Regions from separate parts of the Homo sapiens genome. Here region 2 is linked to region 1. A link is a contact called in ENCODE Hi-C data. All regions are on one chromosome and are shown on one strand. The core of a region is the stretch at or near the end of the contact, and the rest is flanking DNA. Distances in the headings are between cores, read along the strand shown.

Region 1 (5,300 bases), core at 487-2,986:
TCACATCCCAGACAATGGGCGGCCGAGCAGAGGTGCTCCTCACCTCCCAGACGGGGCGGCCGGGCAGAGGCGCTCCCCACCTCCCAGACGGGGTGGCCGGGCAGAGGGCTGCTCACATCCCAGACGATGGGCGGCCAGGCAGAGACGCTCCTCACTTCCTAGACGGGGTGGCGGCTGGGCAGAGGCGCTCCTCACTTCCCAGACGGGGCGGGCGGGCAGAGGGGCTCCTCACATCCCAGACGATGGGCGGCCAGGCAGAGACGCTGCTCACTTCCTAGACGGGGTGGCGGGCGGGCAGAGGCTGTAATCTTAGCACTTTGGGAGGCCAAGGCAGGCAGCTGGGAGGTGGAGGTTGTAGCGAGCCAAGATCACGCCACTGTACTCCAGCCTGGGCAACATTGAGCATTGAGTGAGCGAGACTCCGTCTGCAATCCCAGCACCTCGGGAGGCCGAGGTGGGCAGATCACCCGAGGCCAGGAGCTGGAGACCAGTCCGGTCAACACGGCGAAACCCCGTCTCCACCAAAAATACGAAAACCAGTCAGGAGTGGCGGCGTGTGCCTGGAATCCCAGGCACTCGCCAGGCCGAGGCAGGAGAATCACCGGAGCCCAGGGCAGGGAGGTTGCAGGGAGCGGAGATCTTGGCAGTACAGTCCAGGCTCCCCAAGAGAGGGAGACAGTGGAGACGGGAAAGGGGGAGGGGGAGGGGGAAAGGGAGGGAGAGGGTAGGGGAGAGGGAGAGGGAGAGGGATCCAATTTAAGGTTTTAAAATTTTCTGGGCTACTAAATGACTTAAAGCTGGGCTACATTTTATATCTTTCACTTTCCTGTTTACATTGAACATTTAGCACCATGGTGAAAAGACTTCATATAAACCATGCCTGAATGGGTATGGTATTAGATATTGATCTTAGAAGGTATTTAGAAAAGCTAGACAAGAAATTAATGATGAGGAGTGGCCAAAATACTACATGTTTTGAATATATGCTGTATTTAAGAAGAGGAAGACAGATTCAATGAACAACAACTTTATTACTGTCAGTTACTGTCCACTGTGTATTTCCGGAGTGGTGAATTTAAAAATAAGTCTTAGGGGCAAAACACTTGAAATGTTTGTAAAATATATTTTGTGAAATGCTTATGTGTCCCAGCAGAGGGCATCTTGACATAATGAATCCAGGTCCACTGCTTTTCTATGAAGGAAGATGGTTTTAAGACATGGCTTTGCTGTATTACTGTACTGCTTTGTGATAGTGTTAAGACCAGGCAAAGACTTTAATTTGACCCCTTTGTGTGGCACATGTGGAAAGTGAGACACAGCTGGTAGAAATGACTTCCATTTGATCATTTAATATTCAATTATTGAGGAATTATAATGTATAGTACATATATGTAACCTATGTAGATACTATGCACAAGGCAGGCAAGAGTTTGCTTCTTAGGAGTGCGAAAGGCTTATTGGGGGGAGAAAAGAGTTTGTTTCTGAAGGAGCTTTCATCCAGTGGTGGGGGAGAGCTACCAATAATAAAGTAAAATAATTTGAGAAAGCATTGGATGCTCTGAATAAAATAATGCGGGAAGGTAATGGAGAGAGAAGGACAGCAGATTGCTGCTAGTTTGGGTGGTCTGGGAAGGCTTCTCTGAGGAGGAAGGTTGTGACTGACAGGCAGTTAGGTGTCAGCAAAGGGAAGTGCATTTCAGACTGAGAAACACTGAAAGCAAGGACTTGCAGATGGGAAATGGGAAGGAGGCCAGTGTGGTTGGAGCCTTGTGAGGCAGGCATGAGTCAGACCACCCAGGGCCTAGGGGCTGTGTGTGGTAAGGAATTTCGAGAGGCAGCAGAGCACAGGGCTTACCTGCCCAGGCTCTGGAATCAGGCTTCCTGGGTTGGAATCCCAACTCCACTTAACCAGCGTGGGGATTTTTCTGAGGAGCTGGTCTGTAGCATTCATCATATCTGAAAGGTGACCCAGAAAAGGTAAATGACCATTCACTATATTGTGTTGCCTGTCAGAAACACTTCTAATTCTCTGCAGCACAGACAGCCCCTGATTATTGTTGATTTTCAAGAAAAAAAAGTTTATTTGTAGTGCAACTAAACGAAATCTTCAAGTAATAAAAACAATATCTCAAGTTGGTTGACCTCTTTTAGTATCAATCACCAGTATGTTGTTTGTTGTTGTTGTTGTTGTTGGTTTTTTTTGAGACAGGGTTTCACTCTGTTGTCCAGACTGGAGTGCAGTGGTACAATCATGGCTTACTGCAGCCTCAACCTCCTTGGGCTCAGATGATCCTCCCACCTCATCCTCGTGGACAGGTGCACGCCACCATGCCCAGCTAATTTTTTAAATTTTTGCAGACATGCCGTTTTGCCATGTTGCCCAGGGCTGGTCTTGAACTCCGGGGCTCAAGTGATCCTCCTGCCTTGGCCTCCCAGAGTGTTGGGATTACAGGCGTGAGCCACTGGGCCTAGCCCTAGAGGACTTCTTTTTAAACAAAATTGGATTTATTATTTCATTTTCTTTGAAATGATAAAGGATAGGTTAATAAAGAAGTGGAGAAAGATTCACGTGGTCTATAGACGTAATTAATATCTTGAGAGTGATAGTTTTGGTAAATTGTGCAGCAAGTAGAAAATACTTGAATATTTGAATCATATGGAGAAGTATCAAGATTGACATAACAAATGCATGTGCACCCACTGCCCAGCTTTGTCAGTTATTACTGCTTTCACATGTTTGCATCAAATGTTTTTTAAGAAATAAAAAGTACAGATATGGTTGAAATTCTCAGTGGAACTCTTTCTAATCCTGCTCCCTTCCCTCCCTCCCTCCACTGGGGTAACCAGTATTCTAGATTTGGTCTTTGTCATTCTCTTGCATTTGTCTATATTTGCTATTATGTGTCTGTATGATTAAACAATATTTAGCATTGTTTTGCATGTGTTAAATTTTATATTAATGGTATCACTCTGATACTATGTTTCTGTAATATGTTTATCTCGTTCAACATTTTTCTGAGATTCACCCATGTTGATAATGTGGCTGTTTTTAACTGTTATATGGTATTCCATTCATTATCTGAGTATTTCTTTTTCTGTTGTTGTTTTTTGAGATGGAGTTTCACTCTGTTGCCCTGGCTGGAGTGCAGTGGCACGATCTCTGCTCACTGCAACCTCTGCCTCCTGGGTTCAAGCAATTCTCCTGCCTCAGCCTCCTGAGTAGCTGGGACTAGAGGCACACACCACCATACCTGGCTAATTTTTGTATTTTTAGTAGAGATGGGGTTTACCATGTTGGCCAGGCTGGTCTCGAACTCCTGACCTCAAGTGATCTGCCTACCCCAGCCTCCCAAAGTGTTGGGATTACAGGCGAGAGCCACCGCATCCAGCCTGAATATTTCACATATTGGTAGATAATCAGGTTGTTTGTAATTTTTTCTGTTTTGACAATGTAGCACAGTAATACATTTTACATTGTGACCCAGAATAAATGAGTACACATATAGCCAAAACTACAATTTTTAATGAAATAATACTTAACCCCTACTGCAAATTGTATACTCTGTGATATGTTCTAGTCTGTTCTATTTTATTAGAAAAAAATACACTCATGAGTCACTGAAAGGTCATACTAGCTGTAGCTTGAAAAGTACTACTGGAAGATATACCCAGGAGGGGAATTGGAGGGCCAAAGATGTCCATTTTCAACTTTACTAGATATTGCTAAATGTCTTTCCAAATCCTGTTCATTTACATCCCCACAAGCAGTATGCTGTAGCGCCTGTTACTTCTCATTCTCACCATCGGTGTTACCAGTCTTTTTCATTTTTGCAGATCTGGTAGGTATAAAATGGCATCTCAGTGTTGGTTTAATTTGTGTTTTTGAGCTAGAGGTTCCAGCGAGTGCAGTAAGACAAAGTAGAGCACCATTTTGGATCTTTATTGACGTCTCAATTTTCTTTCTTTGCCTATTTCCTGTTTATACCTTTGCCCATTTCCCAACTCAGTTTTTTGGTCTTTTTTATGTCAATTTATAAAAATTATTGATCTATATTTTGTATTCCTTTCCCAATAATATGTATTGTAATTATTTTCTCCCAGTTTGTTGCCCACCCCCATTTATTTATTTTTTTGTTCATGAAGGTTTTTATTTATATTATTGTGAAATTTATTAATCTTTTACCTTATAGTTTATCCTTTCGGGATCTTGTTTAAGGAATTCTTCTTAACTCTGACTTTATAAAATATTCTATAGTAGTTTATTGTAGAAGTTATAATTTTTTTAATTTTCAATTTTAAAGGTATTTATTTATTTATTTATTTATTTATTTATTTATTTATTTATTAGAGATAGGATCTTACTCTGTCACCCAGGCTGGAGTGCAGTGATGCAATCATAGTTCTCTGCAGCCTCAAACTCTTAGTCTCAAGTGATCCTCCTGCCTCAGCCTCCCAAGTAGCTGGGACCTCAGGTGTGCAGCACCATGCCTGGTTTTAAATTTTTTTGTAGATACGGAGTCTTGCTATGGTGCCCAGGCTAGTCTTGAACTCCTGGCCTCAAGCAGTCCTCCTGCCTTGTCCTTCCAAAGTGCTGGATTACAAGCTTTCTTTTGTTTTTCATTGTTTTATTGAGGTTATTGTTTTACATTTAGGCCTTTAATCCACCTGTAATTTATTTTTGTATGTAAGGATCTAATTTCATTATTTTTCCATATGGATAACCAGCATCATATATTTAATAGCCCATACTTTTTTTTATCTTTCTGACACAGGAGGATGTTTATGAAATCTGCAATTCAGTTGCTTTGATTTGTCTATCCCTGAGTCAGTTCCACACTAGTTTAATGACTATAGTTATGCTCTTATTTATTTATCTCATCTCATCCTTCTAATCAGTGGAGATATAACCTTAATGAGTATAGCCTTGTAATTACTAATATGTGGTAGGATGAATGCCTTCAAATTCTTAAAATCTTATGAATTGTTTTGGCTATTTTTGGCCATTTGCACTTCTATTTAAATACTGGGATCAGTTTATCAAATTCCACAAAATCCCATGTTGAGAGTTTTATTTGAACTGTATTAAATTTATAAATCAATCAAATCAAGCAGCTTTATGCACAGTAGCCTAAAACTGGAAATAGTCCAAGTATCCATCAGATAGAAGAATAGGTAAACAAACTGGTTTATCCAAACAATGGAATATTACTTGGCAACAAAAAGGAAAAAACAACTGGTTCATGTGGCAGCATGGATGAATCTAGAAACATTATTCTAAGTGAAGTTTTAAGTGAAAGAGT
Region 2 (5,129 bases), core at 1,141-3,640, 300 kb after region 1:
CAGGTGGATCACGAGGTCAGGAGTTCGAGACCAGCCTGGCCAACATGGTGAAACCCTGTCTCTACTAAAAATACAAAAATTAACTGGGCGTGGTGGCGTATGCCTGTAGTCCCAGCTACTTGGGAGGCTGAGGCAGGAGAATCACTTGAACTCGGGAGGCAGAGGTTGCAGCAAGCCAAGATCGCGCTATTGCACTCCAGCCTGGTGACAGAGTGAGACTCTGTCTCAAAAAAAAAAAAATGATGCTGTTCCAGGCCGGGCACGTTGGCTCACACCTGTAATCCCAGCACTTTGGGAGGCCAAGGCGGACGGATCACCTGACGTCAGGAGTTTGAGACCAGCCTGAGCAACTTGGAAAAACCCCGTCTCTACTAAAAATACAAAATTAGCAATTAGCTGGATGTGGTAGTACATGCCTGTAATCTCAACTACTCAGGACGCTAAGGCAGGAGAATCGCTTGAACCCATGAGGCGGAGGTTGCAGTGAGCTGAGATTGCACCATTGCACTCCAGCCTGGGCAGTAAGAGTGAAAATCTGTCTCAAAAAAATAAAGAAATAAATGAAGCTGTTCCAAACCTGGACAGTGGTTGGGCCAGTGATCTAGGCCGTCTACATAGTTTCAAGCCCAGCGCAAACTTGGAAGGCCTCTAGGCCTTGCAGACAGTTGCATCTTTTTCTATCTTTTTTTTTTTTTTTTTTTAAAGACAAAGTCATTCTCCTGCCTCAGCCTCCCGAGTAGCTGGGACTACAGGCGTCTGCCACCATGCCCAGCTAATTTTTGTGTTGTTAGTAGAGATGGGGTTTTACCATGTTGGCCAGGCTGGTCTCAAACTCCCGACCTCAAGTGATCCACCTGCCTCGGCCTCCCAAAGTGCTGGGATTACAGGTGTGAACCACCACACCCGGCCAAGATAGTTGCATCATTTTGTCATGAGGAGAGAACACAAGAAATCTTTCAATTCACATGCTTTTTTAAAACCGGTGCTTACAGAAGTTGCAGTCACAATACATCTGGCTGCTCAGAACATCAAATTTAGAATCTAAACAGTTTTTCCCTAAGTCAATGTTCTGGACCCAGTTTATAAACCTCCTTAGATTTGCTAAGCCCCACTCCTTCCCAGGCCTTGATCCTGCCTCAGTCTCTCAGTCTTGCAGTGCTTCCCGCGTAGTGAGGGCAGTGCCGGCTGCATCCTTCTGTGGCTCTCCAGGCACAGCTGTCACTGCCATGGCTTCTTTCCTCACACAGCCACTGCCTCAACCTCCCCTAGGAGTGAGGGCCAAGGTGCAGCAGCTCCAGCACCAAACTGGACTCCAGGACCTTCTGGCTCCCCAGTAGCTGCTGAGAGGGGCCCAGTAACACAACCTGCACATGAAGGGGAGTTAACACCGTGGGGTGGACTTTTATGGAAAAGAGAGAGGAGGCCGGAAGGAGCCCGCAGTGGCTCATTCTGCTGCTGCTTTGTCCCCATGTGATTCTTCTAACGCTTGGAGGCCCCCGAATGAATGAAAACACAACGACCTGTCATCCATAATGAGAACACGTTCCTTCCTCAGCTGCCTAGCTTCCCCTCTTCCTCACTCTTGCTGCCCTGGGCTTGCAGCCCACCCCAGTGAAACATTAACCCTTGGGCTTTGCCTCTAGCTCTGTTTTCTAGGAAGCCACGTTAGGACAGGCAAATTATGCATTTACTTGAGGGTAGGAGCTTTACAAACCCTCCTGCTTTTCTACCTTGCACTCTTAAGTAGAAACTTCTCTCCTCTCTGGGAGGGAATGGTACTAGAAAGATAACTCTAACCCTTCTCCCAACCTCCAGTACTCCATGGGGTGACCATCAGCCCTTGGCAGGAAAACAGGGGGTGACTGTCCTGCACGTAGCCAGTAGTGTTGTCTAAGACTGGAGTCGGGGGAGAGTAAGTTGAATTCTGTGAGGAAAAGATAGAAAGCCCATTTTGATGTAGATACCAACCAATTTTTTTTTTTTCCAGATGGAGTCTTGCTCTTGGAGTGCGGTGGCGCGATCTCGGCTCACTGCAACCTCTGCCTCCCGGGTTCAAGTCATTCTCCTGCCTAGACTCTCGAGTAGTTGGGATTACAGGGGCGCGCCACTACGCCCAGCTAATTTTTGTATTTTTAGTAGAGACGGGGTTTCTCCATGTTGGTCAGGCTGGTCTTGAACTCCTGACCTCAGGTGATCTGCCCGCCTTGGCCTCCCAAAGTGCTGGGGTTACAGATGTGAGCCACCGTGCTCCGCCATTACCTGTATCTTCTTGCCTCAGAAGGAACGTTTGTGCAGACACTGCCTTTCCTGAAGTCAGTGTTTGACTTTCTGGTCCCCTGAGGCTATTTTCCTTCTCTCCCCACCCCCATCCCTAAACAGATATTCCTTGTTTTCTTGCAGAAGGCCCCACCCAGGCCTCACCTTCCCCTCCTCCACTCCATGGTGGCTTTTAGTGCTTGTGTGATTCACACGTGTCCATGTGCCTTTGCTTGCGGCTCTGTTCACCTTCCTGATGCCTGAATTTCAAGCTCCTGAAAAGGAAACTTTCTGGTATTCACTGGCATTGAATAAAGACAGGAAATAAGTGTCTCAGCACAGAAGAATTTCAGTGTATGCTACATTATCTAAGCTACCTCCTTGCCTGGGATTTTCAAGCAGTGCACAAAGAAGGGGTAAACCTCCCACATTCTTTATCTGAGACCTTCTGAAACACACTCAGGGTCTCAGAACCACTGGCCTGGCCTCTTGGTTACTCACAAGGCTGGTCCCAGCCACCAGCGATGACCAGTTAGCTTCCCTGCTTCCATCCAGCCAAGACCTAGCCAGGACTTGTCTGTCATGCCTGGTATTTTCTCTTGTTAAACTCCTGACTTCTGGGTTACCCTCAATTCCTTTTTTTTTTTTTTTTTTGAGACGGAGTCTCACTCTGCTGCCCAGGCTGGAGTGGAGTGCAGTGCCGAGATCTCGGCTCACTGCAAGCTCCACCTCCCGGATTCACACCAATCTCCTGCCTCAGCCTCCCCAGTAGCTGGGACTACAGGCACCTGCCACCATGCCTAGCTAATTTTTGTATTTTTAGTAGAGATGGGGTTTCACTGTATTAGCCAGGATGGTCTTGATCTCCTGACCTCATGATCTACCCGCCTCGGCCTCTCAAAGTGCTGGGATTACAGGTGTGAGCCACCGTGCCCGGCCAGGGTTACCCTCAATTCTCAAATCTCTCTCCCCAACCCTGAAGGGGAGGAAAAGGGGTGCAGTAGCTTTTGGAAATGCTTGTCTTTAGGGTAGGGAAGGTGTGAGACAGTCCCTGGAGTCTGCTCTGCAGTGAGTTCCCAGTCTCAGTTTCCCTCCCACACTGGCAACTGGGCTCAGAGCTGCGGGCTTCCTCCAGAGGCCAGTGGAATGGAAGGCTTCCTGCCCGGATACTGTGGAGTGTGAAGTTCACCTGCATGTGGGCCACTCCCTCGGAGGGCAGCCAAGGCTGGGGAGGTGGCCTGGTTTGGGAGGAAACTCTCAGAGAGGTGCCAGGATGCTTCTCCACACTTATAAATCCAACTGCTCACCCCTACCTTACAAGCTATTAGTTCCTCAAAAGGAAACAGAATAAGATTGGCAGGAAAACTGAGGGAACATTTAGAATTCAAATAGAATAACCACAGTGGCTTGTAGACCTGAAATTATTTTTCACTTTTAATATCCTTCCTGATTTAATTTTTTTTTAAACGAAGTGTCACTCTGTCGCCCAGGCTGGAGTGCAGTGGCGCTATTTCAGCTCACTGCAACCTCCGCCTCCTGAGTTCAAGCGATTCTCCTACCTCAGCCTCCCGAGCAGCTGAGATTACAGGTGCCCGCCAGCACACCCAGTTAATTTTTGTATTTTTGGTAGAGACAGGGTTTCACCATGTTGGTCAGGCTGGTCCTGAACTGCTGATCTCAGGTGATCCGCCCAAAGTGCTGGGATTACAGGCATGAGCCACCGCGCCCAGCCTCCTTTCTGATTTGAAAAGTAATATGTTCCAGCCGGGCATGGTGGCTCATGCCTGTAATCCCAGCACTTTGGGAGGCCGAGGCAGGCAGATCACCTGAGGTCAGGAGTTCGAGACCAGCCCGACCAACATGGAGAAACCCTATCTCTACTAAAAATACAAAAAATTAGCCGGGCATGGTGGGGCATGCCTGTAATCCCAGCTACTCGGGAAGCTGAGGCAGGAGAATCACTTGAACCCAGGAGGTGGAGGTTGTGGTGAGCCGAGATCATGCCATTGCACTCCAGCCTGGGCAACAGGAGCGAAACTCTGTCTTAAAAAAAAGAAAAAAGAAAAGTAATATGTTCCTGGCTGGGCATGGTGGCTCACGTCTGTAATCCCAGCACTTTGGGAGGCCAAGGTGGGCAGATCACTTGAGGTCAGGAGTTCAAGACCAGCCTGGCCAACATGGTGAAACCCCGTCTCTACTAAAATACAAAAATTAGCTGGGCGTGGTGGTACACTCCTGTAATCCCAGCTACTTGGGAGGCTGAGGCAGGAGAGTTGCTTGAACCTGGGAGGCGGAGGTTGCAGTGACCCAAGATCATGCCACTGCACTCCAGCCTAGGCAACAGAGCAAGACTCCATCTCAAAAAAAAAAAAAAAAAAGAATATGTTCTTAGTGGGGAAAACCTGGAACATGTAAAGAAAATAATGGTCTTGAGGCCAGGCGCGGTGGCTCATGCCTGTAATCCCAGCACTTTGGGAGGCCGAGGCGGGTGGATCACGAGGTCAGGAGATCAAGACCATCCTGGCTAACACGGTGAAACCCCGTCTACTAAAAATACAAAAAATTATCCAGGCGTGGTGGCAGGCGCCTGTAGTCCCAGCTACTCGGGAGGCTGAGGCAGGAGAATGGCGTGAACCCGGGAGGCGGAGATTGCAGTGAGCCGAGATCACGCCACTGCACTCCAGCCTGGATGACAGAGCGAGACTCCTTCTCAAAAAAAAAAAAAAAAAGAAAGAAAATAACGGTCTTGGAGCTTAGTCAGTTAAGAAAAAAAAAGGAAAAAGAAAATAACAGCTATCTGTAATCCCACCTCCCAATTAGCTGGATGTGGTGGCGCAAGTCTGTGGTCCCAGCTACTAGGAGGCTGAGGCAGG

The links. Hi-C counts contacts between places; a loop is a spot of excess contacts on that map. Pooled maps may share reads with other maps.
Region 2: a loop to region 1 is called in a pooled map, with 2.2 times the contacts of the local background. The contact joins two enhancer-like sites. A Hi-C loop is called at or near these places in 1 of 50 pooled maps.

The regions. Positions count from the first base shown.
Region 1 is chr7:129,663,440-129,668,739 of GRCh38, forward strand. The region is part of intron 2 of NRF1 (nuclear respiratory factor 1); the gene reads left to right. Among named protein-coding and RNA genes, the nearest start is that of NRF1, 54 kb to the left of the region's middle. Within about 2 kb of position 1,737, at least 3 of the 41 ENCODE cell types and tissues checked have a DNase peak (open chromatin) inside an H3K27ac peak, as active enhancers do.
Region 2 is chr7:129,967,566-129,972,694 of GRCh38, forward strand. All of the region lies in intron 1 of UBE2H-DT (UBE2H divergent transcript), which reads left to right. Among named protein-coding and RNA genes, the nearest start is that of UBE2H-DT, 17 kb to the left of the region's middle. RefSeq lists enhancers at 805-1,447, 1,448-2,089. Within about 2 kb of position 2,391, at least 12 of the 41 ENCODE cell types and tissues checked have a DNase peak (open chromatin) inside an H3K27ac peak, as active enhancers do.